4 separate regions of the Mus musculus genome follow, and all the other regions are linked to region 1. Evidence: chromatin loops called from intact Hi-C (ENCODE). Cell type or tissue: heart. All regions are shown on one strand. Region 1 holds the start of Map3k1 (mitogen-activated protein kinase kinase kinase 1). Region 2 holds the start of Il6st (interleukin 6 signal transducer). Region 3 has its middle 16 kb from the start of Gm41062. Region 4 has its middle 38 kb from the start of Gm15326.

The links. Hi-C counts contacts between places; a loop is a spot of excess contacts. Peaks named below come from ENCODE experiments on the same cell type or tissue, not always from the same donor. Only the 100,000 strongest peaks of a DNase experiment are listed, where the experiment ranks them.
Region 2: a loop joins it to region 1, with 2.3 times the contacts of the local background. A loop is called at or near these places in 2 of 42 quality-filtered maps.
Region 3: it touches region 1 in a loop (2.3-fold over the local background); 4 of 42 quality-filtered maps call a loop at or near these places.
Region 4: a loop joins it to region 1, with 2.2 times the contacts of the local background. A loop is called at or near these places in 5 of 42 quality-filtered maps.

What each region holds. Positions count from the first base shown.
Region 1 is chr13:111,802,204-111,810,203 of GRCm38, forward strand. It overlaps Map3k1 (mitogen-activated protein kinase kinase kinase 1), which reads right to left and starts at 6,790. Exons shown (of 20, transcript NM_011945.3): 1 at 6,300-6,790. The coding sequence starts at 6,766. It overlaps Gm15327 (a long non-coding RNA gene), which reads left to right and starts at 6,935. Exons shown (of 3, transcript XR_382912.2): 1 at 6,935-7,544. In heart, CTCF peaks have their summits at 3,986, 5,057 and 7,095; DNase peaks (open chromatin) are centred at 5,678, 5,858, 6,758, 7,528 and 2 weaker places; H3K4me3 peaks cover 3,370 bases; H3K27ac peaks cover 3,817 bases.
Region 2 is chr13:112,459,746-112,467,745 of GRCm38, forward strand. It overlaps Il6st (interleukin 6 signal transducer), which reads left to right and starts at 4,325. Exons shown (of 17, transcript NM_010560.3): 1 at 4,325-4,505. In heart, CTCF peaks have their summits at 4,346 and 4,545; DNase peaks (open chromatin) are centred at 4,296 and 7,026; H3K4me3 peaks cover 3,072 bases; H3K27ac peaks cover 2,785 bases.
Region 3 is chr13:112,081,003-112,089,002 of GRCm38, forward strand. No RefSeq gene overlaps it. Among named protein-coding and RNA genes, the nearest start is that of Gm41062, 16 kb to the right of the region's middle. In heart, no CTCF peak of the experiment used is centred here; DNase peaks (open chromatin) are centred at 3,729 and 7,649; H3K27ac peaks cover 2,036 bases.
Region 4 is chr13:111,902,292-111,910,291 of GRCm38, forward strand. No RefSeq gene overlaps it. Among named protein-coding and RNA genes, the nearest start is that of Gm15326, 38 kb to the left of the region's middle. In heart, no CTCF peak of the experiment used is centred here; a DNase peak (open chromatin) is centred at 3,180; H3K4me3 peaks cover 904 bases; H3K27ac peaks cover 1,653 bases.

The DNA.
Region 1 (8,000 bases):
TTCAGTTGGTCTGTAATTCAATGAAAACCTTAGCAAGTTTTTGGACTTAATAGAATTCCTTCCTTTTTTTCTGGTGGTAGGAAGCTAAGGTGAGGTTTGCATTTAAGGTGAGGTTTGCATGGCTCTCAGGCATATAACATGTCTGGGAAGGCAAAAGTGAGGACACAAGGATGCAAAAGGCTGCTCTCCAGTCCACAGGGTGGCTGCCTGGACTAGGCAGGTGGCAAATGACGGGAGAGTGAACAAGGCTGAGGGAGAGGTGGGCAGGTGCCCAGGAGGAGTCCTAGGTCCTGTTTCTGCACTTAGTGAGCAGGAACAGGCTGGCACTGGTTTAGGGAAGAATAGCAGCTTGATTCTGGTGCAGTCTGCAGTCCTGGGGAGGTCATGACCAGGAAAACAAACTCCAGAGTTATTCTGAATGGCCAGCGCAAGGAGACAGAATAGGGAAAGCTTGGAGCCATTCTGAAGACTTAATTCTAATGTCCCAAAGGCTGGAGATAATCTCCAAGGAAGAACTGCTAATGTGTGCAGAAAGCTGTACCATCTTCCCAAGTCACCAGGCACGTTAGAGTCACCAGGCACGTTAGACGCCAGAGCTCACTTTCTCAGTACCTGACACTTTGCATATGGCTCCAGTTATAACTACCTGTAAGTTACTGAAATATGCTAATTATCATAGCTTTTAAATCCTATGTCAGAATTTTCAATGACTACTTACTAAATACCAACACACTTCTGCTCAATACCAAGCGATGTACAAAACACGAAGAGTCAACGCTGGGAATTACAATTCCCAATCTGGTACTAGTGTTCAGGATGTTGTGCGACCTGTTTAAAGGTGACATCATAACCTATCAGTTAATGATTTCTTGGGCCAACCAGGAAGCAAAGCGCCCACCTATACAGTCTAGCCTCTACCCCCTCCTACTCCACACATACCCGGGACAGATAGGCACGCAGGTGACAAACTGACTTCTTATCCTAACTACAGGACAGTATATTTGGTACCGTGTGGCTCCAGGGGTTTCCTCGAGCCTTCAAGAGGTCCAACGGCCACAGTAGGAACTCCCAGCTGACAGCCATGCACTTTAAACCGTGCACCCGGTTAAGACTTAAAAATTCTGCCAAGCAACGCATCACATCTAAGTTTATAATACCAAATGGCTATAGTATCAAGCCAACAACTCAAATGCTGCTGGAGCTGAGTACCCTTTCCACGGCACGCACCTGCATTAACTGGGGTGCAGAGAAAAACAGCCTAACCGGACCACTCCACGCCCTGGAACACGTCCTGCGCTCCCTCGAGTTGTTTTCCTATCAGGAGCTGCTTTGACAAATAATAAGGGCCCAGGTTTAAAACCAGTGTTGGCAGGTATTGAGTTTCCGGATCCCATACCCTTGTTTTAATTTTCTCTTAGAACAAGAGAATAAAAAAAGCCATGCCTGAACTTGCAGCTCTGTCTCCATCTCTCTTAATAAGAGCAGGCAGGCAGGCGGGCGGGCAGAGTGTGAACCAGATCTGTATCTGTTTACTATGGCTGAGGCTGCCCAAACCCAGCGTGCCTCTCTTCTCAGAGAAGGGCAAACAACCAGAGGAAAGGAGCAGGAATACCAAGCAGGGGGCAAAGCCAGCTTTCCTAGCTACTGACTTAAAACTGGCCTCAGGGGCTAGGAAGGTACGGATGTATTCACCTAAGGCTGTAGGTGAGGTTCAGAGGACTGATTTTGCGCGCGCTCTCTCTCTCTCTCTCCCCCCCCCCCCCATTTCTCTCACTATCTCTCTCGATCTCTCACTCTGCACTTAACATAGGATCACAAAACACGGTCACTCTACCATCCTCCAACTGAAACCCAGGCTCTGTACCAGTGACCTTTTTTGATCAGCCAGACCACTGTCTCGCAAAGTTCATCTACACTGAATGAATGAAATCTAAGACAGTGGGAACACTATTCGGGCTTCTTTGTCTCCTTTCACTTATGATTTAATATGGCACAAATCTAAGAAACTTTCAACACTAATCATTTATCCTCTTTGCCAGAGCAGGGGGTTTGGGGTGTGTGTGTGTGTGTGTGGCATACATAGTATTTACTTGTAAAATGCCTGTGCCCACGCAAGGCTGTTAGAGAATGTGTCAGATCTGTACAGGCAGGGCAGAGTCCGCGCCCGTCCTCTCACGACTCCTACAGAGCAACTTCCTTCTTAAAGTTCATAAATTAATTTAATAATTAACTTGAAAACAAAAATAGAAACAGCAAAAACTAATGAGAGGCGCTGGCAACAGAGGCAGGCTGACTTGGGTCGAGTCCTAACTCCTCTCTGTGGCTGAGTGTTCATGGGGGGCGGGGGGGGGGGGGGCTCTACATCCAAATAATTTTTACCTCCCCAAACAAGTTACCATGCCTGAGAGGGCGGCAGTGGCGATTAAACAAGGTGATCTATGTAATCTGTCAGCCGCACAGAAGGCAAGGAAGCTAACTGTATTAAAAGCATACACCCGCCAAGTGTGTTTTAAGCCATAGGTAAAATTCCTACGTTTAGTGGTCTAGAGGGTACCAGACTAACGCCCCCGCTTCTGGTGAGTCATTTGCCTGAATTCTGGTCCTGACTCTTTTTCATGACTAAAAATACTCTCAAGATATGCCTGAAAGACATTGTTATGTTTTGAATATTGCATATATGTTAGCAATCAAACCCAAGGCCTTGCTCATGCTAGGGTCTGTCTGTCTACCTCCTCCTGGCTTTACCAGTTCCCTTGACATTTTTCAGCAACTGTAACTTTTCACTAAAGATACAGAAAGGCCAGGGCCAAGGAAGACGGCCAGTCTAAAGGATGCATGTGACACCCGTGATACAAACAAATCATCCTACGTTGAAAAGTGCAGGCACGGGGTCAGCAGTGCCCGCCATGGACCAAGACCTTCCCATTCACGCTTTCCCACTTCCTTTAACACAGCTTTCCCCTCAGCTCAGGGAAGCGCCCCGAGTGCAGAATGCAGAGGCAATACTAACTGCATTTTGGAACATCCCTCAGATTTCCTCAGAATAATCCATTCTCCCTGACGACTTCTTCCTTTGGAATTGGCCAGCAGGGTCAAGGACAGGGTAGCAGACTCCTCCTAGGCAAACTGTAGCCTCTCTCTCTCTCTCTCTCTCTCTCTCTCTCTCTCTCCCCCTTCCTCTGCACATTTTGCAAGCTTCAGGCCCACACGTCAGTGACCATTTCCACAACATGCAACACTTGGAGAGGAACAGAAGCATCAATCAATGGGGCTCCTTCCTGTTTGCCTATCTCACAAAATGGAGTCATTATAGTGTATTGGAAATCACATATTAAGGAATGTTGGTTAACCAGTCACTCTTGCCAAGATCAGATATGAAGAGAAAACAAAAGCTGGCAACCACTCTAGCTCTGATATTTCTCTTCCAGAATCCTATTTAATAAGGTTAATCTTTTAAAAATACAGTAGTTTCCTTACCCAGTTTAAAACAAAACCTGGAGAGAAACCCTAAGTCCCAGAGCTCAGGAATTCACTCAGGGCTAACTTCCGGGGCTACATCTATGATGTTAGAGAATCACCAACTCACAGTTTGAAAGGACTTATTTTTAGGTTTATTATTAATGTTTTTATGCCTTCCCTCTAGCAAATGATCAGTGAGTGGTATTTTTAGCTTAACAGCTTCTAAAAGGAAGTGAAACTGAGGCCCGAGCAGCAGAGGTGGCTTATGAAATATCGCTAGTTTTAAACGAGGCTAACACTAACAGGCCCAGCATAGCTTGCTCTTTCACGGGGCAGCAAAGTGATTGATAGTTTGGTTGAAACTACAAAAATAGGACAGAGTAATTATATCTGCCAACCTCACAACAGCCTGTTCAATGCAGAGCAGCACTGTAATTTTTCTTCAAAGACAGTCACTAGGAAGGAAAAGCCCCCTATTCTGTGGCATAAGGGAAAAAAAAAAATCCCAAACCCTTGGGCGCCACTTACAGGACAAACTTTCACTGGCTTGAGTTATTTTACTGAAGGAGAGAGGGCAGACATACATGCAATCTTTGACTTTAATGAATTTCCCATAGCTTATCTTTTTATAAATGTGTATTTTCTAAACATTCAATTTCTACATCCAACGTTTAGAAACTGGATTAAAAAAAACAAAAAACAAACAAACAAAAAAAAAAAACAAAAGAAAAATACGTTAGGTCTTTAGACATGCAGAGGGGTCTTTGGCTCTCTACTACTACTGAAAACAAACCGAAAATATCAGCATTAGATCTTCCTCTTCAAAGCATGAACGTGCGCTACTTGAAAAGGGAACCACATTGTTCAACTGAGATTCTACATGCCGTATAATCATTTCCCCGAGATTTTAAATGAGAAAATAATAAAACATCACAACAGGAAACCCAAAACACAACAACATTTCTGGATAACCCCTTCTTCATGATATAAGTTTTAGACCCGCAGATTTGAAATGAATTTCAAACCAGTTACAAAAACTGGAGGCGGGGTGTGTGTGTGTGTGGGGGGGGGGGGTGTTAGTATTATTTCAAAAGGATTGACAATCGATATTTTACAGCAAATGAAACTATCACATATAACATTTGAGGTGCACCAACAGAATTCTAGCTAGCAGTATTTATTTTAAAGACAGCTTTTACAATTATAAGCCACTGCTTAAAGAGATAAAGAGAGAGAGAGAAGAATGCGCAAAAATCAAGCAGATTACTCAGGTATTCAATTCTACCTGCCCTCACCTTGGTCCTCTGATTTCTAGAGGCAACACTAAAGTTCTATATGTCATTTTTGCAGTTGCTGCTCATGGTATATTCATAGGTGGTTATATTGACTTTATAAATGCTTAAGTGTGGCCAACTGTATTATCATATAGAAAAAAAAATCAGGTCTCACAGGACTAGATAAAATTAATTCCTCAAAGTTTGAGTTACTGTTTTTTCTTTCATCTGTAGTTGATCTGTAGTAAGAGTTGCCACCTAAGAATTATTCTGGTTAGTTTTAATCTAATCTGCACAGAAACAGGAAACCCTAGAGGAAGATACGTGTACAAGTGCACACAGGGCACACACACAGAAAAGCTGCATCGGGGCTGCTTACTGCCTACCTTCCTCCCAATCCTGCCACAGCCAGGGGTCAACACACTTTTTACTACTGGGCTTGGGGGTTGGGAGGAGGGAAAACGACCTCCAAGTAATAAACGGACCGTGATTTTAAACAATCCAGAGCACAAAAGGGGGTCAAATTACTTAGATAACTAACCGAAACCAAGGATTCCTACTGTCAGATTCGACACACAATAAAACACTCTCCACCCACAGTAAACGTCAAGAAATTCTACGGGGGGCCACAGGGTGACGATGACGAAAACATATCCAGCAACTTCACACATCCATCAAGATTTTATGCTTTTGTGTATTTTCATCAGATTTTTTTTTTAAGTATCATATACTTAAAAGAATTTCCTCTAACAGAAAACTTTCCAGTAGCCAAAACAGGGCGAGGCCAAAGAGCCGTTGGTGTAAACTATCTTACGCACATCCTACTTCTGGTGCACCGGAAGACCCCTGCGAGCAAAGCGGCAGCCCCGCACCGTCCCTGTCCCCGCCACGCAGCGGGGCTGCGGGGCGCAGTCCCCACAGCTTTGAAGCTGAATGGCTGACACATCCGGTCCTGGATCCCACAGCATTCCGCCAAAAGCTAACTTCAAAGCCGGATTCAAACTCCCAGCACCGGGCGCTCTAGCCCCCGAGGTGCGGGAGGAATTCCCAAGGACACGCAGCGAGGGCAGCCACGGAGTCCCCGCAGACCCGGCCGCCCCGCGAGCCCGCAGCGTCCGCCTGCGTCGCTTTGACAGGCGCCCCCCCCCCCCGCAGTCCCCGGAATCCCCCGGCCGCCCGGGGCGCGCCGCCGGAGCCCGGCCCGGTACCTGCCCGCGGGCGCGCGTCCCCGTGGGGCCGAGGGGCTCTAGGCTGTCACAGCGCGCAGACCCACCGCCGTCACCTTCGCGCTCCGAGCCCCCCAAACTCACTTCGCGCCGCGGGGGCTCTCAGGACCCGGCCCGGGGAGCCCCGCACCTTCGCGGCTTCCACGCCTGTCACATGTCCGCAAACAATAACAAACTCTCCCGCACGTTCCCGTCCCGTCCCCACGCCGTCCCGGGCGCCGCCCGACCTTCAGGGCTCGGGGACGCGGGCTCCCCCCCCACCCCCAACGAGCGGAGCCCCGGGAGCAGCGCGCCCCGCTCGCTTCATTCATTGCCCGCCCGGCCCCGGCCCGCCGCTCACCCGGAGGGGGCCGCTGCAGAGGGCGGCTCGGCCCCCGCGGGGCTCCGGGCGCCGCTGTCCCGCGCGGCCGCCAGCTCGGCAGAGTGGGAGCCGCAGCGACTCGCCGCTCCCGGGGGTGGCGGTCCCGCCGCGGGCTGGAAGCGACTCGCTCCTGCAGCCGCGTCCGCGGGCTCCGGCGACGGGGAAGTAGATGGGCAGGGCGGCGAGGCGGCGGCGAGGAAGAGCGGCTGCTCCGGCAGCTGGTCCAGCTCCACACTCCGCACTTTGCGCAGCTGCCGCCGCCGCCAGTCCGCGCGCTCGCGGCCCGCGCTGCCAGGCTCCCGCAGCAGCCCCGCCGCGCCCGCTGCGGGCGCGCCGCTTCCCTGGAGAGCTCCTCCTCCTCCGCCGCCGCCGCCCGCCTCGGGACTCGCCGCCGCGGCGCCCGGGAATCCCGACGACGAGGCGCGATCGCCCGCCGCCGCCGCCATTTTCTCTCGCGGGCTACATTCGCTCGTGCCTGCGGGGGAGGGAGGGGGCGGGGAGAGCGCGGGGGGCGGGCGGAGCGGCGGGCGGGTGGGCGGGCGCGCGCTGCTGCCGAGGGCGCGGGCGCGGGCGCGAGCGGGGCCGCGCCTCCCGGCCGGGGCCCGGGAGCGCGGAGCGGCGGGCGGGCGCGCGGCGCAGGTGGGAGGGCAGGGGCAATGCGGGGAACCGGGCGCCGGGCGTTGTGCGCTGCAACCAGGCCGCCGCCAGGTAGTGCGAGACCGGGCGGGGCAGCGGCTCGGCGGGAGCTCGCCCACCCTTGAGCAAGCAGTAATCCGAGCGTGAGTCCCTGGTTCTGGAAGGGGACGCAAGCCGGAGGACTCACGGTCTGTCACTTCACGCGTTTAGTAGCGGTTGCTGGGGGGGCCCCCGCGCGCACCGGCCCGGCCCGCGCCCGAAGCGCAGGTGGCGCCCCGGGACTGTCGCCTGCCGCAGACGGGCGGACGCGAAGCCTTCTCTTAGGAAAGCAGACCTCTTGTCCCGCCCTCGTGTCACAAATAACACTACTTAAGATTTCTTGCGCTACCTTGTGCACCTCTGAAGCTGCTGGTTTGGGACACCCTCCCCCCCACTCCCCCGGCTACGCAGAGGGACCAACCCGGGTACTCTGCCAGAGGTTACTCCCCCGTCTTGGAAAGGCAGGCTCCAACCGAAAGCGGGAGAGCACGTCTGGGGAAGGAGCCAGCGCTATGCCAGGAAGCGCTGGATCATGCCATCTTCTACCAGGTCTCTCCCCACCCCCAACAGATGCTCCCAGCTGCACGTCCCTCTTCCTGGCAGTCAGGTGACAGGCCGGTTCCCGGGTCCCCCACCTCCCTCCCGCCGCCGCTCCCTGGTTGCCCTGTGCGGCGTCCCTCGCCTTTCTCCTGCCCCAGAGTCTAGAAAATGTGCTGGAGATAGAAAAGCAGTATACGTATATGGGATTTCCCCCCTTCGACCCTTTTTCAACGGGATAAAGCTGCCTTGTCGTCCCTATCTCACCCGCCTCTGCCACTTTTTTTTCCCCTAGCCACTTTGTCTAGAATAGACAATCTCTCAGAACCCAGGATTTCTAGATTTATTTTGTGAAACATTAAGACATGAGGCGTGGGGGGAGGGGTAAGAAGGGTTTTCATCTTACAGAGAAAGGAAAGATCTCTCCAGCATTTAGACAAAAGCCTGAACTAGCTCAAAATAATTCAT
Region 2 (8,000 bases), 660 kb after region 1:
AAATATGTAATGAAAAAATGGCAGAAGTATGTATAGGGTTTTTTTTTTAATAAATCAAAGCCAAAATGTACTCATCAAATTTTAAATGAAACTCAAGTGAGTCACTCCAACATCAGACATTTTAACCCAATCCAAAGATAAAGTTCCTTAACACATGCTGAGAAATGACAGCAGGAAAATATGAAGTCTCCATTTTCCTAATGAAGCCATTGTTTCTGTAAGAGCAGGAAAGTCTGTGTGTGTTCAGTAAGATCAAACACCCCGCTCATGTTCTTGGTCCAAAGCAGGGGCAGCAGCAAGACAGAGATCAACAGGACCACTTTCGGTTTCCAGATAGTCTCAGCTCTCTCCTCATGCTCCCCTGAGCTCCTGGACTTTGTACGGGGCATCTCCACACTCTCAGAGGCCACAGTGGAAGCCCCCAGTCCACCCAGGGCCACTTTTCTGTACTCTGACCAGTACAGTCTCAAGTTCACATTCAAGAAGGGGACAAGATCTAATTTTAGCATAGAGAATTTTGTGACTGTGTAACCTGCCCAGGGGAGTATGGGCATATGAACGAGGCAGAGGAAACCCTGTTCCTGGGGTGTTCACGCAGGAGCGCTCCCTAAACACCCCTTTACTGTCTTTGCTACAGTGTGACATTGATATCATAACACTGATATCATGAGTATTTGCTTACTTATATATCGTGTTATTCTTTTACTCCCTTGAGGAAAAAAAAATATATGTTTCTTTTCTAGACATATATCAGTGCAGGAACATAATTGACGGTAAATGTTTACTGAGGAAATAAACAGAACAGATTGAAATAATCAGCACCTCCCTAATTCCTGGAATTCATGTCCCCCAAAATAGCCCAATGCTTGATGTAATAATGTCAGTTTCCAGACGCAGATCTTAAGAAAAGTTTGATTGAATGTGAAATAATATTCCTTATGAACATTGTGTGCGTGTGTGTGTGTGCGTGTGTGTGTGTGTGTGTGTGTGTGTGTGTGTGTGCGCGCGCGCGCGCGCGCACGCGTGTGTGAGAAGGACCTTCCTTTTTGGGTGACAGAAGGGTACAGAGGAAATGGCTACATATCAACAGTAGTTGAATCCTACATGGGAAAGAAAAGTCAAGGATGCTCACAAGTGGTACTCCTGACCCTTCCCAAGAATAATGACATAGATTCCAACACTAAGAATAAGCACTAGGTACCGTCCAAGGGAAGAGAACATTGTTAGGAACTAGGCTGATAAGGCAAATACGGCCAAAGATCAAGGGAACTGAAGACCCTGGTGAGAGTATTGCTAAAATGGCTGATTATAAGTTTCTCATTGCTTAGGAAGATGAGAACAGGTAGGAAACAACTGATCAGCTCTGAGAACAAAGTCTCAACGTCACCTTGACTGCAGATTCCGTGGGAGTGAGCACAAAGGCTTACAGCTGTAGGTGGCTAAAGGTACTGAGAAGGAAACACAGCCCCAGGTTTAGGAGAGATGGCATCGTTTCTTTAGCTGACTGGGCTGGAGGCGTGGCTTTACCTGTGGACCGCTTGCATATACAATGAAGCTGATGATCTTTGGAAAGGGATGAGAAATGGTGAGCTCAGAGCAGTCAATGAATCATCAACTAGGAGGCTGCACTCATTAGATGACATTAGGGCGGGTGACCAACTACAAGACTGACACAGAGTTTCAGAAACATTCCAGGGCACAGACAAGGAATTATGCAGCTATCCCGGTCAGGGCCAGATTTAGGTAGACCAAAGCAGGTAAAGTTTGTCTTCCACATTTGTCACCTTCATCCTAGAGCATGTGTCATTAGTTTTGCTCACCTGTCCTACTCACAGAAGGAAGGTGGGGCATATGACACTCCTCTACCCAGTCTTCTCCCTATACGCTCTTCCACCAACTGGTACTTATTATCAACCATATTTAGAACCAACAAGATGTTACAACGGGAAACAAAACAAAACAAAACAAAAACCCATACATTGCAATGTTCAATGGGGATTTCTAGTGATTAACTCTTAACTAGAAAGGGGTTATTTCCGGACCAATATTCTATAGAGGGGTCTGGAAAATCAAGCAACTTCCACAGAGTGGGTGCGTCCTTCTTAGTGTCTTGCAGTTCTGAAAATTCTTCATCAAGCATTGATTTATCTTTTCTGTTTAGGATTGTTTGTCAAAGTTGTTGGTTTTCTTTTTCTTTTCATGTTTGTGTGTGCCTTTGTGAGTTTATGTGCACCATGTATGTGCAGGGGTCCCTGGAGATCAGAAGAGGATTGTTGGATTCCCTGGAACTGAACTTACATTGGCTGTGAGCCACCTGAGATGGGTGGTGGGAATTGAACCTGGGTCCTCCGCAAGAGCATCAGGCGTTTTAACTGCTGAGCCATCTCTCCAGTCCCTTTGCTCAGGATTTTAATCACTCTCACAAAGTGTGAGTTGCTGTGTGGCAAGGCTTGAGCTGAGCCAATACAGACAAAGTGATAAGTCATGTATGCGAGAGAGGCAGTATAGGCCTTCGGATTCCCCACCCATGGTCCAAGGCAGGTGAATCCATTATAAAACATTCACCTCCTTCTATCCACAACCACCTCAGATAAACAAACTTTTAAATAAATGCTGTAATGCAGAAAGGTCTACTGAGGTGCGATGGCAGAGGAGTCATTCGAGGACACCTGATATTTACTGAACAGTGCGTCAAACCCTCTCGCTGTTTTAAATAAGTTCATTCTTGCAACTTAGCAGGTCAGAACCGTCCTCCTCATTTTGCAGATGAAGAAACTCAAGACTTTTCCAAGGTCACAGCAATGGGAAGTAACAACCGTAGGATTTGCATTTAAATAGTCGTTCAGCAGACCTACTAAGCACCTTTGTAAGGTCTTCAATTGAACAAAGGCCCTTACAAGTCTTTTCCCTCCATTCGATCTTGTCACACCCTGAGCAAGAGACAAACACATCTTTAGCTTCAGCACATCAACCACTAGTGTGTTTGAGACTCTTTTAGCCAGGCCCTTGGCAGTGTTTTTTCAAACTAGCTGACCAACAGCTAAGGGGTCATAATTCAGAGCTGGGGGTATAGAGATGCAACAGAGGCAAGAAAAGGGGGAGGGAGGGGCAGAGAGCAAGACTGCAGTTTGATCCATTTGATCTCATCTGAATTGTCAATATAACAAAGAACTTTACAATGACTAATTAATGGGTATTTGTTTGCTCTGCAAATCATTATGTTAGCCTTTCTTCCAAAAGTCTCTAGCCTTCTCTCTTTTTTTTTTTTTTTGAGTCATTTCTTCACTTTTAAAAGTTTTTTATTGGGAATTGTATACAGTATATTTTTACCAGATTTTTTTTTTTTTTTTGCTGTTCCCTCAACTTCTCCCACACACCCCTCCATCCGTCCAGCTTCCTGTCATTTGTCTCCTTTAGAGCAAAACAAAAGGTAGATGTTGGGAATGAGAAAATCAATTTCCATCAGTGGAGTTACACTGATTATATATTATATCAATTGCACTCCAAGGGCGGGCTCCGTGCTCAGTAAAAGATAACCAATGCAAATTGGAGTGTTTCTTTACAGTTACACATCCCTTATCTTTTAAGTTTCTCAACTTGCTTGTATACACACTACACACATACACACATCACACACGTGCACTCACGCACATTGCAGCCTTAAGGTCGTTTTCCAATCAAGGGAAGGGTGGTGGATTACAATGAAATAGGTTTTTCCTTGGTATTTCTAATCACACATCAGGCGACTCAAACCGCAAAAAGATAACAGTTTCTTGGCAGGTCACCAGTTCACGGATCAATCAATGACACCCAAACTCATTTACTAACAACAACAAAAATTGCACAGTAGCAAGGTTCGTTTACTTAAGCCTGGGTCCGAAGCGGTCACTATGGGCGAGTACAGTCAGGGCCACTAAGTCCTGCCCTGTCCCCAGGGAGTTCCCTTGCCTCCAGAGTCCCAAGGGCCTCCTAGCAGTCGCCGGAGGCTCGCAGGCCCTCTGGGGAAGACAGCCCAGGGAGACAGCCGAGGTCCGGGGAGAGGGGTCGCGGGAGGCACCTGGGTTGCTGTCCGCGACCCATTACCCTAGAGAAAATGGAACTTTCCGTTCCGGCCACCCACCCAAGTGCGGCGGGGAAGCCTTCGATCTAGTCTAGGAAAGGCGACCAGGCTCAGCCTCCGGAATCCCGGACGCCGGGAGCCGCGTTACGGGAATCGCAGAGGCCTGCAGTCCCGCCCCTTCGTCTCCGGCGACCCGGAGCCAATGGCCGCGCGCTCCGAGACTGACCAGAGCCAATGAGCTCGCGGTCTCTGGCTCCGGGGGGCGGGGCCGTGGGGGGCGGAGCTAGGAGAGCCCGGGTCAGCGGCGGACGGAGGGTGGCGTGTGCGGTCGGGAGGCCAGAGCTTCGAGCCATCCGGGCTGCGGCTCCGCTGAGGGACCGGTGGTGTGGGCCGGGATCCGCGGGGCTGAGGGACGCTCAGGAGCGGCGAGGCTCGCGTCCGGAAGGTGAGAAGAACAGGGCCCCGGCGCGGGAGGGTGCGGGTTGCCTGGAGCGGCCGCCACCTGGCACCCGAGGCCCAGCGGGGCCGGGCTGGACCGGCGCCGAGCGCACGCCCGGAGCTGGTCGGGCTGGCCTGGGAATCCCCGCATTCCTTCCCTCCCCGCTCCGGGCTCCGACTTCCCTGATGTTGTCACCCGCCTTCTCCAGCCGCGTTCCTGACGCACAGTTCCGAAGCCCCCGCCCCAAAGTCCTCTCGGGATCGCGCGTCCTGGGTGACCGCGTCCTGCGTTCTTCCAGTTCCCGTGCCGTGCTCCCTGATCCTACTCTGGACATGGCCCTAGAAAGTGTGGTCTTCTGTGTCCCGTGAAATGCTACCGTTCCCTGCTCTTGATGTTTCTTAATCCAGAGCGAACTTTTCACCCAGACATCTTAACATTTAGGCGTTAATGAAAGTCCAGTGTTTATAAATATTAACTTTCCCTTCGGTCCGTACCCTTCCTAATAAATCCCGCGTGCCTTTACATCCCGAGAGCAAGCCCATCATCGGTCTTTAGATTTTCACCTCCTCCCCTAAGCGTAAACGTGTCCCCTTCTCCAGCTGGCAGGGGGCTCTCTTTTGGATGAACAACCAAAATTCAGAAACTCAAAGCAAACATAATATAAAGGGCTTGGTCCACTTCTGTTCTTGTCATTTTTCCATTAAGAAGAAACTCGTTTTGGCTTAATTTGTATAGTTATTGGACATTACAGCAGCTGTACTGCTTAAAAGTAGTCAGTGAGTGCTGGAATGTCAGCGCGAATCTTCTGAAAAATCTTTGGTCTGGTCAGTGTTGTAAACAAACTCTTTTAGACCGTGTGTGACTGACTGACTGCCAGCTTCCAGTTGGAACGACTCTTAATTTGAAATTACTGACACATTATCAGGGGATGATCGTCATCGTCTTAATTTTCCAAGTTTGTGTTTATATTTATCATTGGGAATTATTTTTGAGCTCTGATCTGGAATGCTACATTTGTAGGACTAATCTGCTAGTCGGTTAAATTCTGTTTTCCACAGGTTTCTGGGGGTGGGGTGTGTGTGTGTTCATTTGCTTCTACTCACAAGAGAAAGAGAGAGAAAAAATTACAGTGGGGGAAAGGTCAGCTAAGGATAAACTTTATAGTAGAAATTTGTATTGTTGGCATTAGTGATTTAGAATATTACAAATACTGTTACCCGCTCATTTAAAGCAACATTCTTATGTAACTGGGCATTTTGTTCTGTTTTATTTATGACTTTGTGTTTTCATTTTGAAATAGTTTTTCCTAAGAGAATGTGGCATTTCAGTTCAGTGCTAGAATGAATACTGATTATTATATACCTATGAAGTGGGTGTTACAATATCTACCTTCTAGAAAAGGGAACAGGCTCAAAAAACATGGCTCCAAAGCCTGTGCCTACAAACTGTTGTGTTGATGGATCTCTTATCGCATTCCTACAGTTTGGTCTGGGGAGTTGAGTGTTGTCCACAACCCTGCAGTGGGAGCAGGAAGGGGTTTTCCCTGGAAGTGATCTCAGGTGTCATTTTGCCACACATTTGCTTCACCTGGCCCTGGTACATTTGCAACTTGTCTGCTAAGGAAGCAGGAAGTTCTTAAAGCTTTCTCCTCATCTTTGATTGCAAACGTGGATTGATCACAGGTGAGGTTTCTGGTGAGATGATTTTAGTAAGCATTCAGCCTGCTCTGGAATTTATAAAAGATGCCTGAGATAGCACCTAGGTTTTTCAGTTTACAAAATCGGGTAAACAAACTGTGTGAAAAACTACTCGGATACGGGAGTAGTTTCAATGAAATAATGAGTGATACAGAAAGTACTGTGGGTGTTTAGGGATTGGAATTGAAATATTCAGTGGGGTTCCCAGAGGTCAGCCTGGGAACCTGGTTAAGGTTTGGGTAAAGAGGAAACTAGAGAGATCGAAATCCGGATGTAGAACTGCGGCTAGAACGGGACCATGGGACAAAGTAAAGGACTACCATGTGCCGTTACCACAATATATTCAGTTTACTATCTACTGCTTAGGCAACTTGGTATGTCAGTCACAGAACATTTGGCTTATGTTCATGTGCCCTTCAAAGCCTTATTAAATAGTAGGTCTTACTCGCCCCTTTTATACAAAGGCGAACACGTTATTATCAGATTCTATATTTATACATAGATTTCCTGAGCTCTGTCTGAGCCCTTAACTGTAATACGTTCTTTTTCATACCGAATATATGAATGGCAGAGTAAAGTGACTATATTAGGTGTTTTAAAGCTCATGTTTACGCTGGGAATGTAGCCAGTAGTCGAGTGCATGCCTAGCATGTGCCAGGCCCTGGGTGCACCTTCAGGCTGCATACACGCACATTCTCTGTCAGTAGCACTTACATACGGACATACATGTGCAAACTAAACGTTCTTTTAGTTGTTCCCTAAGTGCCTCAAGAGTCTCAGCATGTGAAGTTGTGTAACTCCAGTGCTACACGGTGAATCCTCTTAGGGAACTCTGAAAGGGCCCTGGGAACACAGATGTCTGTGAATGTGGGGGAAATCCCACAGAAGAGATGTCCGTTTGGGTTATAAACAGTGGAACAAGGCAGAGTCAGCAGGGCACTGGCACCGTAGAAGCAAACTATAGCCCGGGTACAGGCACACACTCCCATCAAGAAGGTGTGCTGGAGGTTTGTGGTAACCTGAGCTCACCCTCTAGATGTGGCTGCCCTGGGAACTGTGAAAGGTAAGACCTGATGCTGAGGCCACGCAAAATGAGGAGCTTAAATATTTGCTTTGCAGTTGGAAAACGAAAAGAGTCATTTCAGCATAATTGGAATAAAAAGCCAACTTGCTTGTAATTTTCTCCCGAATAATAGCATGATGGTTTGAGAGAAAGACATCTAAGCATAGAGTTTTATTTATGTGGTGGGCTGGGGGTGGAACATTGTGAAAGGGCCTTTCCACATTGTAAGCAAGAGCTTTGTCAACTATGCTGTCCTCTCTATTATTGGTTTTTTGTTTTGTTTTTTGTTTTTTTGTTTTTTGTTTTTTTTTTTTTTTTTGGTTGGTTTTTCGAGACAGGGCTTCTCTGTGTAGCCCTGGCTGACCTGGAACTCACTTTGTAGACCAGGCTGGCCTCAAACTCAGACATCCGCCTGCCTCCGCCTCCTGAGTGCTGGGATTAAAGGCGTGAGCCACCCACCACGCCCGGCTGGTATTTTTAAATAAAGTTGAACATTGGAGAGCGGTTGGACAGTGCAGGTGATGAAAGCAGCTCTTGGGTTCTCTGGTAGGTGCTGGCTTTTAAACAGTGCTTCTGAACCTCGCTCTGGGAGGACAGGAGCTGGGAGTGCAGCACTGTGCTGTGCTCAGGTCCAGGAGGAGGTTGTGGCAGAGGAGGGGCTGGGAGCTGTGGTAAGTGCTGTGATCAGTCCAGTGCATCGAGACAGACGAGAAGTCTGGATGAGATTGTAACAGAAAAGTC
Region 3 (8,000 bases), 280 kb after region 1:
TTCATAGGTCCCTACTGTCGTAGTCAACCAACCCCATTTCATTCACAGGGCACACGCAACCATCCAATGTTCTCATGGGATATCTCTGGTTATTGCTTTCTGGGTGTCTTTGGAAAACATGAGCCGGCCAGTTTGCTCAGAGCCTCCCATGACTTTCTCACTGGGACAAGAGGTAGAAAGAAACAGATAAGGTTGGTAGCTACGGTTTGTGCTTTTTCTTCCTTGTTTCTTTTGTTTGTGTGTTTGTGTGTTTGTTTGTTTGTTTGTTTCCCCAATGTTTTTCTGTGTAGCCTCTGCTGTCTTTGAACTCTCTGTAGATCAGACTGACCCCAAACTCCCAGATATCTGCCTGTCTTTGCTTCCCAAATGCTGGGATTAGAAGTGTGAGCCGCTACCACCCAGCCTCTTCCCCAATTCTTGATTTTTATCTGAGACTCAGAGTATGAGAATGGCTTCCTTATGTAGCAGTCTCTGCAATTAACAAGGCTTGTCCACTCACAAGGGGTGGATTAGATCAACACCAATAATAAATAGGTGACCAAAACAGAAAGGGAAATATCTCCTTTTCCCCTTGAGTGACCCTTAGCTCAAGACTTAGGTCTTCTATTTTAATATAGTCTCTACCTATGTATTCTCAAAACTCACTGAAATACCTCAAGTTTTCCAATCACACAGGCTATTGGTTTGACCTAATTTATAAAAATATTCCCCCTGAAAGATTTCCTTTCACAATAAAAACAGACCTTATTAGAAGTCAATCAGGGTCTTCAGAACAGGGTAAGAGTCAGATGGTGTCTCTGGCTTTGCATCTTGGCTGCTTTCTCAAGCCTCTAGCCTCCCTTCCTATCCCACTCCACACCCCAAATGAGCAGTCCATTAGATTTTCCTGCTGATAATGTCTTGAAAAGAATCATCCAAAGTATTGTTATCAGCCTCAAGGTTTCAGTTCTCATTCATGTCTATGTTTAGACACAAATAGACACTATAGGACCAATATAGTCTCTTTCCAGTGTCCTGGCTTAGGGAGGGGCTGTTTGTAAGTGAGTTCATGGGATCCTAAGGCTGGAATTCCCCGGTGTGGACTTGATGTTGAAGGAAACCACGTGAAAGTTCATGGACTCTGGACTTTCCTTCTGTCGAGATGACTGGAACATTGGTTACCTCTCAGGCTTATGACCACACATTCTCCATATATTTTGAGCCAAGATGAAGGTGGGGCAGGGCTGGGGACTTGGTGCATGAATGTATTTGAGAAAAAGCTTGACTCTTGTGTCCTACTAAGGGCACAGGTGTGGCACAGGATTAGCATTGATCAATAGTTCTAAAGAGCAGATACTAAAGAATGCTCATTGCTAAGTAGGAACTGAAGTAGGCTGATGTGTTGAGTTAGAAGGGATCCTGGCATCTCATGGATAGCCAACCCAATCATGCCAGTCTCCTTGCCACTTTGCTGACTGTGAGAAATTAATTATTTTCCTTTCTTTATACCATTTTCACTTAATAATGTCTCCAACAAAGTTCCTTCTATTCTTACCATTCTGTGTGAAGGGCACAGGCATGGGGTACAAGGGCACATGGTTGTTATAGTGGGAATGAGAAGATTCATGTGCTAATCGAGTGTAGAGGACACTGAGTACCAGGAGGGAAGGGAGAGTCATAAGGTGTTTCCCAGGGGAAACCTGGGCTAACACCCACTAATGTGATTCCTTTCTGCCTGTTCCCTTCCACCCTCTACTGACTGGCTTTGTGTCAACTTGACACAAACTAGAGTCATCAGAGAAAAAGGAACCTCAGTTGAAGAAGTGCCTCCATAAAGTCCAGCTGTAAGGTGGTCATTGAGGAGGGCCTAGCCTATTGTAGTTGGTATCATCCCTGGGGTGATGGTCCTGGGTTCTACTAGAAAGCAGACTGTGCAAGCCATGGGGAAGCAAGCCAGTAAGCAGCACCCCTCCGTGGCCTCCGCATCAGTTCCTGCCTCCAGGTTCCTGCCCTGCTGAGTTCCAGTCCTGACTTCCTTTGGTGATGAACAGCAATGTGGAAGTGTAAGCTGAATAAACCCTTTCTTTCCCAACTTGCTTCTTGGCTATGATGTTTCGTTACAGCTATAGACAGCTTAACTAAGACACACCCCGAAGCTCTCTGATCACAGTCCAGGACTGAAGGCCTATTACTTTTCCCACTCTCTTTCTCACCATGTGGCTGAAGAGACCCAGAAAATTCAATGTTGAAGCTTTCAAAAAAAAAACAAAACCAAAAAACCCCACACTCAATAGTGGTGACACACAAAAAACCACTTTTCCTCCCCAATTGCATCTTTTGTGTGTGTGTGGGGGGGGTGGAGAAAACATGGAAAAATCCTTAGAGAATCAAGATATTCAGCCATTTAGAGAAACAGTTGAGCCAGGTGGTGATGGCATGAGCCTTTAGTTCCGGCAGTCAGGAGGCAGAGACAGGCAGATCTCTTGAGTTGGAAGCCAGCCTGGTCTACAGTGTGAGTTCCAGGGCAACCAGGGCTATATGGAGAAATCCTATCTCAAAACAAACAAACAAAAAAAAAAAACCCAAAAAAACAAAAAAAAACAAACCAAACAGAATAGAAAAGAAACGGGCTGGAGACTGTTTAGGAATACAGAGGGAGACAGAAAACCCAGAATGAAGCAGTGTGCACTTTCCTCAAGTTGGCCCGCGCTGGGCCTCGCCTTGGACTTCTGGTTCTGACTTTGAATTTCTGGACCTTACTGGGTGTTTGAGCCCCCCAGATCTCTCAAACAACCTCATGAACGCAGCGGGTGAAGTCTCTTCGTTAGGATTCTTACCTGAGGGAGCTCCAGCCTGTGTTCCCAGAGCTGCATGGTCCTTTTCAAATTGACAAACGGAGGAGATTTTTACTTTAGTTGCCTGAGATTTGTCTTCACAGTCACATCCCTGTCTGCTTCTCTGCTTCCTGTTGGCGTTGTTGTCCTGTAAGGCTCCTTGTGGGGATGAGGGTGGAAGCTTGAGCATGGCCGTTCACCTGGGCCTCGCACGAGGATGAGGGACGACGATGTTGTGCATACGTATTTGCATGGCACTGGTTCAGTAAAAACAGGTATTTCCTCTGACACTTCAAGACGTAGCTGCACTTTGTGATTCTTACTCTCATTTAGAAGTTCTAAATTCTTTGAAACACAAACCTCACAGTAGCTCTTCTTGTGTTTCTGCCTTCCTGCAATCTCATAGTTCTCTATACAATTTCTTCTATTCTGATATTCAAGAGCATCTACATATTGTACCTTTAATACCTGGCTATCTGAGTCTATGCTACAGTGAACACAAATGCACCCTAGGAAACAGGAAGTGGGAGAAACAGATAGCAAATCAGAGGCTAGTGAATGAAGTCCAAAGAAAGGCTTGAGAGAGCTGTTAAATTGCCTTCTTCTCACGAGTCCTACTGTCTATGGCACTCGGACAAAGATGAGGGGTCCTTAAGCTGGAGGAGTCAGAAGAGGAAATTCATTTTTTTTTTTAAATAAAAAAGGCGGAAAGGAAACACTGGTGTGGCTGGTTGAGAAGCTGAGTGATCTGCCAGCTTGGGCTGGAAGTGGGGGGTAAAGATGAGGTGACAGCAGGATGGGGAACAGGAAACCGAATTAAGGAAAACACGTGGTCTTCCAAAGAGGAAACAGCGGTCTGAAAAGAGATGGTAAAACCAGTCCTTCCAGGCTAATGCCTTTTGTATCCCTCCTCCCTACGGGAAGCTCAGCTGGAGGTCCGAGGAAGCTGAAAGAATACCATGGAAGCCCAGGTTACCTGCCAGGAGGAAGGAGGGCTGTGGGGAGAGCCGAAGGGCGGGGGACAGGGTCACGTTTTTCTTGGCATCGGGATACTTTCAAATGAGTTATTTTTTCAGAAGTTCCCAAGGAGGATCCCTTACCAGTTTCCAGCCTCCATTTGGGATTTGAAACCTCCAGGAAGCAAGGACCCTTCCCATGACCTCGCGTCTTCCTCTCTAAATTTAATTTGGACACTGAGGGAGAACTGGCAAGGCAGGGGCTGGAGCTTTGTGCAGTGCCTGCAAGTAGGGTCTCTCCCCAGTACTGGCAGGAACCAGTCCCGCTCTCAATTAAAGGCTGTTCTGGCAAGTGAGGGATATTGTTTGGGGTTTTGGCAAGTTGTTTAAAGATTTGGCTTGCGTGTTCTTTTCTTCTACGAAATAAGAAGTTTGGGCTGAAACAGTTTGGTTCTTAACTTTGAGGGAAGGTGGTCTGAGACCCTTTTAGGGAATATACTGAAGGCACATAAACTGGCTCCCACGGACAGTTTTCAGGGCTTCTGTTCTCTTTAGCACAGGATTTCCAGTGTCATTTTCCTTCTCAAAGAAAGCTTAAATGTCTTTAACTTTGGAACTCGGACTTTGAGGCATGGCAGGTGAGCAGACGTGTGTCCCTTCTATGCTGAAGGGTAGGTCTATAACAGTCCCAACAGTGCTCCCCCTCAGTCCCTGCAGTTAGAATAGCAGTACCACAGGGTGCACGTTCCCAGACAATCTTGGGTTGTCATGCTTTCTTTAAGCTGCAAGTTACTGATACTAAATCTGAATATTTCTACAGTCTTTGTCTTTTTTTTCCCCCAGAATCTATTTAAGTCTGTGAGATGAAAATTGGAAATGCAACTTCATATTCTCACGCTACCTATCTCCTGAGCCGGGCTCACAAGAAACATCCGCTCTGGAGTCGTTGAATTCAGAATTCAACCGGGTCCTACCGAAAGCCAATGAGCTCCAAAGGCTTGGTCAGGGTTCTCCATAGGGTCCCAGGGACAGATGAGCATGGTAGGATCTGTCTAGCCATCTTACTGGGTGTATACCAACCCAGTCTCATTTACAGAAGAGCAAAGAAATACTAGTGTACTCCTAAATGCTTCCAGTGGCAAAAGTCAGGTCAAAAGGCAGGATGTCTGCACTTGGTGTCTATTTATGGACTGTGAAGTTTAAACAGAGACCTCCATTTAGAATTCATCTGCCCATTAAAACTGCTTCCCAAGTTATTATCTGCAAGGAAGTGGACAACACTTGAATCTTTCTCTGTAGTGGGTTTGTGTGTGTGTAGATGTTTTGCACGAGTATAATTCACTGATCAATTTTACCTTGTCAAAACAGAAACTGTCTGTCAAATACAGGATGAGGCTCATTAGAGAGATGCAGACGATAGCACAGCAGAGGGGAGGATAAACCGACTTACTGCCCAGCAACAAGGAAACAAGAGATTATTCAGGGAGCAACTGGAAAGGACAGAAAATGATACAGGGGTCACGACAGACCCACATCTAGTGAACGATACGGCTATTCAGCAAATGATACTGAACGGGCAGAAAAAGTTTCTCAGTAATTGGTAGGTGATGGTAATACATGATCAAGGGCCTGACACTTGAGTAGTCAGCAAAATAAGCCCAGATCTGGTTTTTTCCCTTCTACGTGGCTGTGGTTTTCCCAGCTGGACATTTCTGACGATAGTATGTGTCCACCTAATGTAGAGACCTAATGTAGAGCTGTCTTTGCTCACCACAGAAAGTAGCTAACGATGGCTATAGTCTATTGTTAAACTTGTATGACAGAGAGAGGCACAGAAAGAGACAGAAAGTGTGAAAAGAGTCTAATATATACAGTATGTAATATATAATACATATATTAAGCAATATTATGTACAGTGTATGTATGCTATTATATACAGAAAACAGTCTTACAATTTTAAGTGCTTTTAACTGATTAGAATGTACTGTCGTGTGATTCAGAATTCAAAAATTACAGAAAATAAAACAGCGAAAGTCCTTGTCTTGGTTGTATTTATTTCCCTCTGGAAAGTTGTTTCTGACTGTTTTGACAGCATCCTGTGTATTCTTGCAGAGTTTTTCCCCTTCAGGATTGCCCCCTCTTATTTATTAAGCAATTGAGCAGGCTTTTCTGTACCTTGCTTTTTCTGCTTGAATAGAAATACAGTTTGGAGGTTTTTCTATTGCCATCAAACTCTTGAGTTTCCAGTCTCCCTTTGTAGTTTGGCAGCATTCTAGTTTATATGTACTGTGGTTTACTAGGTCCATCTCTTTAAATGACTATCCTAGATCCAGTAAGATGGTTTCACGACCTGAGCTCAATGCCCGAACCCACATGGTAGAAGGAGATAGCCAACTCTGCAAGTTGTTTTCTACAGGAACACATACACACATGCACACACACACACACAAAATAAGATATAATAATATTTAAATGAGCACATTAGCTCTATCAACTATCTGGGCTGAAGAAGATTGCCTGTTTGTTCTCCATAGAAACTGTGCCATTTATATCCTTGTTCATGTATGGCACTGCCAATTCTCTACTCTCTGTCATATATGTATGTATATATGCATGTATGTATGCATTCAATGCATGTATGTATGCATTCATGTATGTATGCATTCATGTATGTCTGCATATATGTATATATATAATTTCTCATTTTTATCTTTATCACTATTATAAGATAAAATATAACTTCAATATACATATTAAATAATTGTAATAGAGACATTTATAGAAAAGCCTATTGTTCGTAGTTAAAAAGTCTTCACAAATGAAACACACTGTGTGGCCACCACAGATTAAACCCAGGACAGGATCACAACCCTGAAGCTCATTTTATTGCATTCCTAGAAGTAATCTAGTAGCTTTGGCCTTTCTCTTGGGAGCGAGGCAACGATCTTTAAAGAATAATTTTAAGTTGGCTTAACAGAGTTTAGTTCATCATCTTCACATGGGTTCAGGAACCATTTGCATTTTTTTAATCTATGGACTGTGTGTCCCTCATATCTTTGGCCCAGTTATAGACTAAGATGTCAGTGTTCTGTTCCTGATTTATGGAAGCTATTTTAATGTTAAGGAAATTCACCAACTGTTGGTACTCCTAAGAGTGGGTATTTAGTGCGTGGAATTCTAGAAATGCAAGTCATGAATTTAAAAGTTCACCCACTGGAGACCTGCGCAGTCTTCTCCATATTCTCCTGGAGGCCCTATTGCTATTTCCCACTCTTGTTCCTGCAGTCCATTTCTGCTCCCACCTAGTATTTCCAAAAGCCTTGGGCAAGTGGGTTTTTTCTGTTTGTTTGGTTTTTGTTTTTGTTTTTGTTTTTGTTTTTTTTTCAAATAAAGGCTTTATCATCAGCTGTCAATCAAATGTTGGGGGTGGGGTATCACCAGCAGAAAACCCAGGCAAGGGAAAAACCTGGGAAATAAGACCATCCAAAAAGACTCCAGGAAACATCTGGAAAGTGGCCTCTAGAAGGAGACCGCTTCCTCATGACAGACCCCTGCATTCCCAGACTGCTTGTCCAGTTCAGCCCCTCCCCTCCATCAAAGCCTCCACCACCACCGCTCTCTGTCCACAGACACTGGGCAGAGCTCACCCCAACCCCCTACACACATTCCCTCTGAGTGTTCACCCAGGAGAGGCGGTTCCCTCAAAAACAAAAGCAAGTGGGAGGTTTTGTTTTCTTTTTCCCCCCTTCTCTCTCCCTCTGACTGGAGGGTAACCTCACGCCACATGCCTTCCAGCAAACACTCATCACCCGATAAATCATGTGACCCTTCTGTTTACTTAGAGGTGCTGGCCCTGGCTCTGGCCTCTAATCCAGTCCCTGGTCTGCAACCAATTTCTGAGTGGTTTTCACTGGAAAGGAGACCTTGTAAGGACCAGATAAGGCAGCCTCCTTATCTGCCTAGAGGAGATCCCTGGGGCCGGGTCCAGAAGATGCTGGGAGAGGCTGGGAAACCCAGCACAGAAGTTGGGAAGCCTTAGTCTGGAGCAACTGGGGCCCTGTGACACTCTATGTAGTTCCCACACAGCATTCAGGAGCTGTAGCAGCTCTTATTTTAGGTCTGTTTTTGAACCTTTACTTAAAATTTCACATTGTAAAAGCAGCAAATATGAAAACCTTAATGGCTTCTGCGGAGAGCTTTGGCCAAAAATTCTGTATGAACTACTTAAACC
Region 4 (8,000 bases), 100 kb after region 1:
AGTTCAGTCCCCTAGAATCCACATAAGATATCTGGGAGTGGTCGTGCTAGTTTATAATCCCAGTGCTGAGAAGGCCTCAGAGACAGGCAGAACCCTGGGGGTCGCTGCTTAGCCCATCCTGTTTTGTCAGGTTCCAGGCGGATGGGAGACCATAGCTCCAAACAAAACAAGGGACTTGAGAAATGATCCTGAAGGTAACCTCCCGCTTACACACACACATAGACATAGACATGGGTATGTGCACACACACACACACACACACACACACACACACACACACACACACACGACACTGACACAGACACACACATGTATACATGCTACCCGATTAAGATAGAACAAATATAAATATACAGTAGAATAAGAGTTCCAAATATGTGCATCTCTAAGGTAGCATGTAATCGTGAAATTCTTTTTTAAATCTAGAGTGGGCTGCCTGAACCTTTTGTGGGTCCTTTCTGCCCCTGAACCCTTACCTCCTCTGCTTATTATTATTATTATTATTATTATTATTATTATTATTATTATTTCCCTCTATTCAGCCATTATAGATTTTTTGGAAGGAGTAGAGCAGAGCTTTGAAAGACAATGGGTAGGTTTCAGGGGTATCTTGACTTTCCTGTGTGATAATCCTTAATTCTCACAAGCAAAGGTGTTGGCTACACAGTCTTGTTCTTCTCTGTTCTGTTATTGTTTAATAGATACTCGATTAAACGGCAGCATAGGCTGTGCAGGGCCTTATCTGTCTTAGAATTCTAGGTTACGGTCCATTACTGAGGAGAGTTAAGGCAGGAACTCGGGCTGCTAGTCATACCACATCCACAGGCAAGAGCGAAGAGAAGCAACCATATAGGTACATACTGCCTGCTTGCTTGTATTGTGGCCTGTCTCCTCCATCTTTGTGGTATGTTTTCCGTGTCTCCCGTGGACTAAGCTATCTCGACTGTCCCAAAATCAAACCTTTCATTGTCATTTCGACACAATTCCGTCCAGGCCACGTAACGAGGAGGACGCCATTAACATAGGTTGATCTGAATCACACCTGTATAGCCCTTCTGCTACCCGAGGCTCAGTTTGAAAGGTGACTTCTTATCATAATGGGACACTTTTAAAATTGGTGTTTATTAGAGAGGATGTCATTATATGTGAAACTCAAATGTAAAGATCATTCCCAGGGCTGGGGATGTGTCTCGGCAGGTGGCTTGCTTCAAATGCATAAAGCCCTGAGCTTGATCCCTAGGACTTAGAGTCTCCTGGGACATTCCTGTAATTCCAGTACTGAAGGAGGTGGAGGCAGGGGGATCGGAAGTCCAAAGTCATTTGAGGCTAGCCTGGGAAATGTAAGAGCTTGTCTAAAAACAAAAACAGTAAACAAACAAAAACCCCCAAACCAACTCTTTGAAGTTGAAAAGAGTTCCTGTTTTATGAAGACAGGAGAACCTGTCAGACAGGGGCCAACAGACTCCAGAGTGCCCAGTGGCTGGATTAAGATAGCCCCCCTCCCCAGCCCCCAATTTCTTCTGCTCCACTAAATTCCATAAAGGGGAATCACAGAACAGTTTAAACCTCTGAGTCGATTCACCCTATAGTTAATACAGCCTGTGTCTTTTCTCTCTGACTCCTACAAATGGCCCTGCACTATCAATCCTACTCCCTTACAGCTCCTCGAGTAAATTCACTCAACAGCGACTTTTTCCATCAGCTGAATTGGAAGTGTTCCTGTGGAGTTTCCTTGCGGGGGGGCGGGGTGGGGGGAGGCAAGAAATCAGTTTCACACAGGTATAATGTCCTGCCTTTCTGAAGACTGGCTGTCTCCCTCCAACAGAACCCAGTTTTGCACAACTAACCCCTCACACCCCACCCTTACCCAGGCTCCCAGGCAATGTGAGGCTCCAGGCAATGCCACCGGTTTCCATACAGCCCAGTGTTCGGGCGCTGCAGCTACCCATTCTAAAGGTGACTGTCTCTCTGTTGTAATTACAAAAGCTGTCCCAGCACTCGGGAGGCAGAGGCAGGTGGATTTCTGAGTTCGAGGCCATCCTGGTCTACAGAGTGAGTTCCAGGTCAGCCAGGGCTATACAGAGAAACCCTATCTTGAAAAATAAAAAACCAAACCAAACCAAAAGCTTAACCGCATAACCTGAAACCTTGCTGGGAAACTGTCTATGGACACAAAGGACACACAGATCCAATCGCTTCAGAACTCGGTCCTTTCCAAGCTTTTTTTTTTTTTTTTCCTCCGAGGCAGGGTTTTTCTGTATAGCCCTGGCTGTCCTGGAACTCACTTTGTAGACCAGGCTGGCCTCGAACTCAGAAATCCGCCTGCCTCTGCCTCCTGAGTGCTGGGATTAAAGGCGTGCACCACCATGCCCGGCTTTTTTTTTTTTTTTTTTTTTTTTTAGGAGTTTTTTGTTTCTGAGTCTCTGGGATGGGAGAAAGAGCAGACCCAGGTTAGCTGATGGCTTGGAGCATGCCCATTGGGAAAGCTGTCGCTGGAGACTCGCACACACACGCTTTAGTATTTAGCTTAGGAAAGCTAGGTAAAAATGACAGCGGTGTTCCAGCTTGGAAACAAGAAAGAGCAGCAGAAGAGAGCATGCCACCGGAGTCCCTTGAAGGAGGTGTCACCCTGAACTCATTCTCCTCTGCTTGCTCACCACCCCCTTGCTCTGAGGGCTGAATACTATAATCACCACGCAGAGAGTGTGGGGAGACGTTTATTTTTAACGCTACCGCCAGCATCCTCACAGCGTGCGAGATCCAATTTTACACTAAGCATCTGCTCAGCGTGTGGCCCTGCTGCCAGCCCAGCTGCTTTCTCCAAAGCTGAGCCGTGCTGAAATTCCTTGTTTTACCCCAACAGAGTATGTGATAGGAAAAACGGAGGAGTTGAAGCGTACACTCCCAGGAGCTGGCTTAACAAATGCCTAACTTGGGGTCCGCCGTTCACCAGGGAGCAGAGAATGAAGACGGCCCAGGAGCTGGGACCCAGCTCTTAGAGACAGCTAAGTCTCTCCCCTCTTTCTAACTAACAGAAGCTGATTTCTGGGGCGGCCAGGAGATCAGCTCAAAGCTCACATTTCTCTTGAGCCCGGCGTGGCCTTGTGACCAAGCTCTGGCTGATTAGAGTGTTCTGTGGGACTTCCAGGAAGACTTCTTAGACTGAGGGGGTGGAGGTGGGCTGATGTTGTCTTTGCTGCTCAGTTTCTCTACTCTGGCCGTAGAACAGATAAGAGGGCAGGCAGCACTCGGGTGTAATACTGCTGGATTCCAGGCCAATTTGCAGAGAAACCCTGTGTCAGTCGAGCTTGTGGCACAGAGGTAGAAGAGACCTTAGGCCTGACAAACTTTGCTGAGTCATGCAAGCGCCAAGCCTTGACCTGCCTACTGGAAGGTTTCCTCCCCTCCCTCTCTGCCTTCCTCCCTCCTTTTCTTTCTTCCTTCTTTCCTGAGAGAAAATACTTTTGTGCGCAGAAGTCACCATTTTTTTTGATTCGCCATCGGGACAGTCATATACAATTTTCTGACTGTTGTATCAATCCGAGGTTTAACATTAACACAGACGCTATTCTAGGTTTTTATAGACACAGGATACAGGAAATAGTACCTGGGATCTAATAAGTATGCATAAAGGCTACCTATTAGCACTACATGGGGGAATTACCATTTTTGCCAATCATCTCTGAGTTTAGACTCTGAGAGAGAAATGACCAATTTTTTTTAATACTTTTTATTAGGTATTTTCCTCATTTACATTTCCAATGCTATCCCAAAAGTCCCCCATACCCTCCCACCCACTCCCCTACCCACCCACTCCCACTTTTTGGCCCTGGCGTTCCCCTGTACTGAGGCATATAAAGTTTGCAAGTCCAATGGGCCTTTCTTTCCAGTGATGGCCGACTAGGCCATCTTTTGATACATATGTAGCTAGAGTCAAGAGCTCCGGGGTACTGGTTAGTTCATATTGTTGTTCCACCTACAGGGTTGCAGATCCCTTTAGCTCCTTGGGTACTTTCTCTACCTCCTCCATTGGGGGCCCTGTGATCCATTCAATAGCTGACTGTGAGCATCCACTTCTGTGTTTGCTAGGCCCTGGCATAGAGAGAGCTCTATCTGGGTCCTTTCAGCAAAATCTTGCTAGTGTATGCAATGGTGTCAGCATTTGGAAGCTGATTATGGGATGGAACCCTGGATATGGCAGGCTCTAGATGGTCCACCCTTTCGACACAGCTCCAAACTTTGTCTCTGTAACTCCTTCCATGGGTGTTTTGTTCCCAGTTCTAAGAAGGGGCAAAGTGTCCACACTTTGGTCTTCATTTTTCTTGAGTTTCATGCGTTTAGCAAATTGTATCTTATATCTTGGGTATCCTAAGTTTCTGGGCTAATATCCACTTATCAGTGAGTACATATTGTGTGAGTTCCTTTGTGATTGGGTTACCTCACTCAGGATGATGCCCTCCAGGTCCATCCATTTGCCCAGGAATTTCATAAATTCATTCTTTTTAATAGCTGAGTAGTACTCCATTGTGTAAATGTACCACATTTTCTGTATCCATTTCTCTGTTGAGGGGCATCTGGGTTCTTTCCAGCTTCTGGCTATTATAAATAAGGCTGCTATGAGCATAGTGGAGCATGTGTCCTTCTTACCGGTTGGAACATCTTCTGGATATATGCCCAGGAAAGGTATTGCAGGATCCTCCGGTAGTACTATATCCAGTTTTCTGAGGAACCGCCAGACTGATTTCCAGAGTGGTTGTACAAGCTTGCAATCCCACCAACAATGGAGGAGTGTTCCTCTTTCTCCACATCCTCACCAGCATCTGTTGTCACCTGAATTTTTGATCTTAGCCATTCTGACTGGTGTGAGGTGGAATCTCAGGGTTGTTTTGATTTGCATTTCCCTGATAATTAAGGATGTTGAACATTTTTTCAGGTGCTTCTCTGCCATTCGGTATTCCTCAGGTGAGAATTCTTTGTTTAGCTCTGAGCCCCATTTTTTAATGGGGTTATTTGATTTTCTGGAGTCTGCCTTCTTGAGTTCTTTATATATATTGGATATTAGTCCCCTATCTGATTTAGGATAGGTAGAAATGACCAAATTTTAATGTGGCTTTGTGCTGGGTTTAAAAGACCTTTATAACTTGTAGTCTAAGCCTGCACGCCCTATTTGATTCTGTGACATTTGAATATGCATTCAGTTGTGTCTTCATCTGTTCCTTCAGGGAACATTTATTCAAGTATCCATTACATATGTGGCACAGCTTACGAGACGGTGGGGTCCTAAGGGAGAAATAAAAGGAAGACCCTGGCTTTGAACTGATGTAGTTGGAAAGGATGTGTAATAGCAATACCAGCATCATCCAAGCCCCTTACTATATGGATTCAGTGTTTTCATTTATTGTTGGTAGCAATTCACTGAAACAGGTGTTTGTAGAGTTTTCCTCGTTATCCTAGTATTGCTAGGAAACCAGCAACTGCTGTAACATTAAGAGTATGTAAAGAAGCTGCCATTTCCCTAAGATGTGTTCAAAGCTCTTGACCTCAAGACAGCAAGCAGAGTAGTCCATCATTTATAAGCAGGGCCCTGCCCTGTGGTGTAGGGCAGCTCTCTGAGTGTGGTCCTGAGACCTGCAGCTGAGCACCCTCTGGGGGAAACTGGAAATCTAACCCCATTGGACTTCTGGAGGGTGGGGTCCTGGACTCTGAATTTTAATATTCTCTCTAGGTGATTTTGTTTAAATATCTATCATAGTTTAAAAACCAGTATGGCAGCTAATGAGTAAGTGAAATTTAACTTTAGCAGGAGGGGTAAGCAGGCACAAACAGATTCAGAACTCAACTGCGGATAAAGTACATGTACAAAGTTTGAGTTAGTTTTCTACTCTTTAAGAAGGCCAGGGAAACAGATATATTATGTATCGTCATTAGTTGCCTATTTGAATATTTGCCGAAGTCTCATTACATTTGACAATGAGCTTTAGGTTTGTTTCCTCATATCCCAGGAATCTTGAGTGTGAGTTATCTCTGATGAGAACTCACAGACAAGTGGGAAGAGAATGAGTTGGAGACCGCCAAAATAAAAGCAAATATGGTAAACTTGAAAGCCGCTCTATAGTGACATACACTTCTCTTTTGCTCGTTTCTGAAGTGTGAAAGCTGGGTGTGTCTGAGTTGTTGGCACGCAAGGTGTGGAACGACAACGTCTTCCTCAGTGGTCCCAGCATTCCCAGCTGGAGCCACCATATCTGCACAGAGCTCTCTTCTGCTCTAAACCCCACATCTCATCCACCCAGGTCTTTGCGCAGGCTGCCAGAAAGTCTGATTTTGAGAGGGGAAATCTTTTATCTTCAAATAAAGAGACACAATTAAGCTAAGAAAAAAAAAAATAAATAGACAACATAAAACCTGCTTGCTCGGTGGGGTCCAGCCCAGGAGCCCTGCTGAGGAGGCTGGAAAGCACCCCCCTTCCCTCCCCCCCCCCCCCACCAAGAGTGAGTTTGATGCACACAGGCAGGCAGGGTTTTGCTGCTGCTCTGAGTTGAACCTGAAAACACTTGGGAAAGGCAAGTCCCGAGGTCCCAGAGAGGTTCCTCTGCTGTGATCTGAAGAGGCTCCTGATGCTTAAGAGCAAGAAAAAAAAATGAGAAATTTCTATCTTTAGCTCACCTTTAAGACATAACGCCAAGTGTAAATGGAGATTTCTGCCATCAGTTTCCTTGTCTGTGGTTTCTATAATGAATTTAAAGTCAATCATAAAATCAAATATCTGGGTGTCACTGAGGGATCGATATTTTGGACTTGCCTGAAAATTTCCATTTCTCTTTTAATTATGTTAAATCTAGTGTTATGCACTTCTTGCCTTCTTTCTTCAAAAGGCAATATATTTTAACTTTCTTCTTCTCTGATTTTTTTTTTTTTTTTTTTTTTTTTTGTCTAAAAGAACACAGGCAAGTGAAACAAGAGTGGCTTTCAAACCCCCTTTCCCTGACCACGAAAGCAAAGGAATTATTTTCACAGGAGGCCCCAGGACTGTAAACGGAGGTCCCAGGAAGTTCTGTCACAGAACCAGGGCCTGGTGTGGTGGCACCTACAGGGTGACCTCACTTCACCTTCATTGCCTCCCAAAGGTCCCAATTGCTATTAGCATGTGACTTTGAGATTAGGTTTCCAACATGAATTCCAGGGGAGGTCTTCAGTCTATGGGCTGTGAAGGAGACTCAGGAGGGGGAAGAAGTTGTTTGTTCTCAGAAAGCTATTTTTCCTTCTCAGACAGGTATGTAGCCTGAGCTGGTTGTAAACTTATAATGTACATGGCCTCCAACACAGGATCCTCCTGCCTCAGCGTGCCAAGTGCTGAGATTTCAGATGTGCACTACCCTGTCCTCCGATAACTTCTCATCAGCTCCTGACCTTAAGAACTGGACGGTGGGTGAGAGACCTGGGCTTTAGCTCTGACTCTGCCATGTACAACTCAGTGAGCTCTAGAAAGTCCCCCCTTCCCCCCAGGCCTCTATTTTTCTTTCTGACAATGAGGTAGTAAGAGTAGCTTTTGCTTTATTAACTTGGATCTGTGCTTTTTGGAACACAGGCAAGAGGATGCCATTCCTCACGGGCATTTTCCACACTGACGATACTAAAATGTTAAGGAGCTGACAGGAAACTGCCCAGGCAGAATCCTAGGTTGTTTATAAAGGACAGGAGTATATCTGGAGGCTACAGTGTTGACACAAAGGGTACCAGTGAGCCCTGCTCAGAGGGCGGGCACCTTCTAGGAGGCTCTGCCTCCATGCCTTAAAAGTGACCAACTAGCCACTTCCCTGTACTGTCACCTTGGTGGAGGTTGGGAGTAGGGTTTTAGTGTGGATTTTGGAAAGACCTTGATACCACAGCAGACCCTTCTGGTTCCTTGGTCTGAGACCAAGCTGATAGGCATCTCACCTGAAAAGGGTTAGGTCCTAGGGTTATGGTGACAGCTCTTTCCTTGGAGGGTGTTCACACAC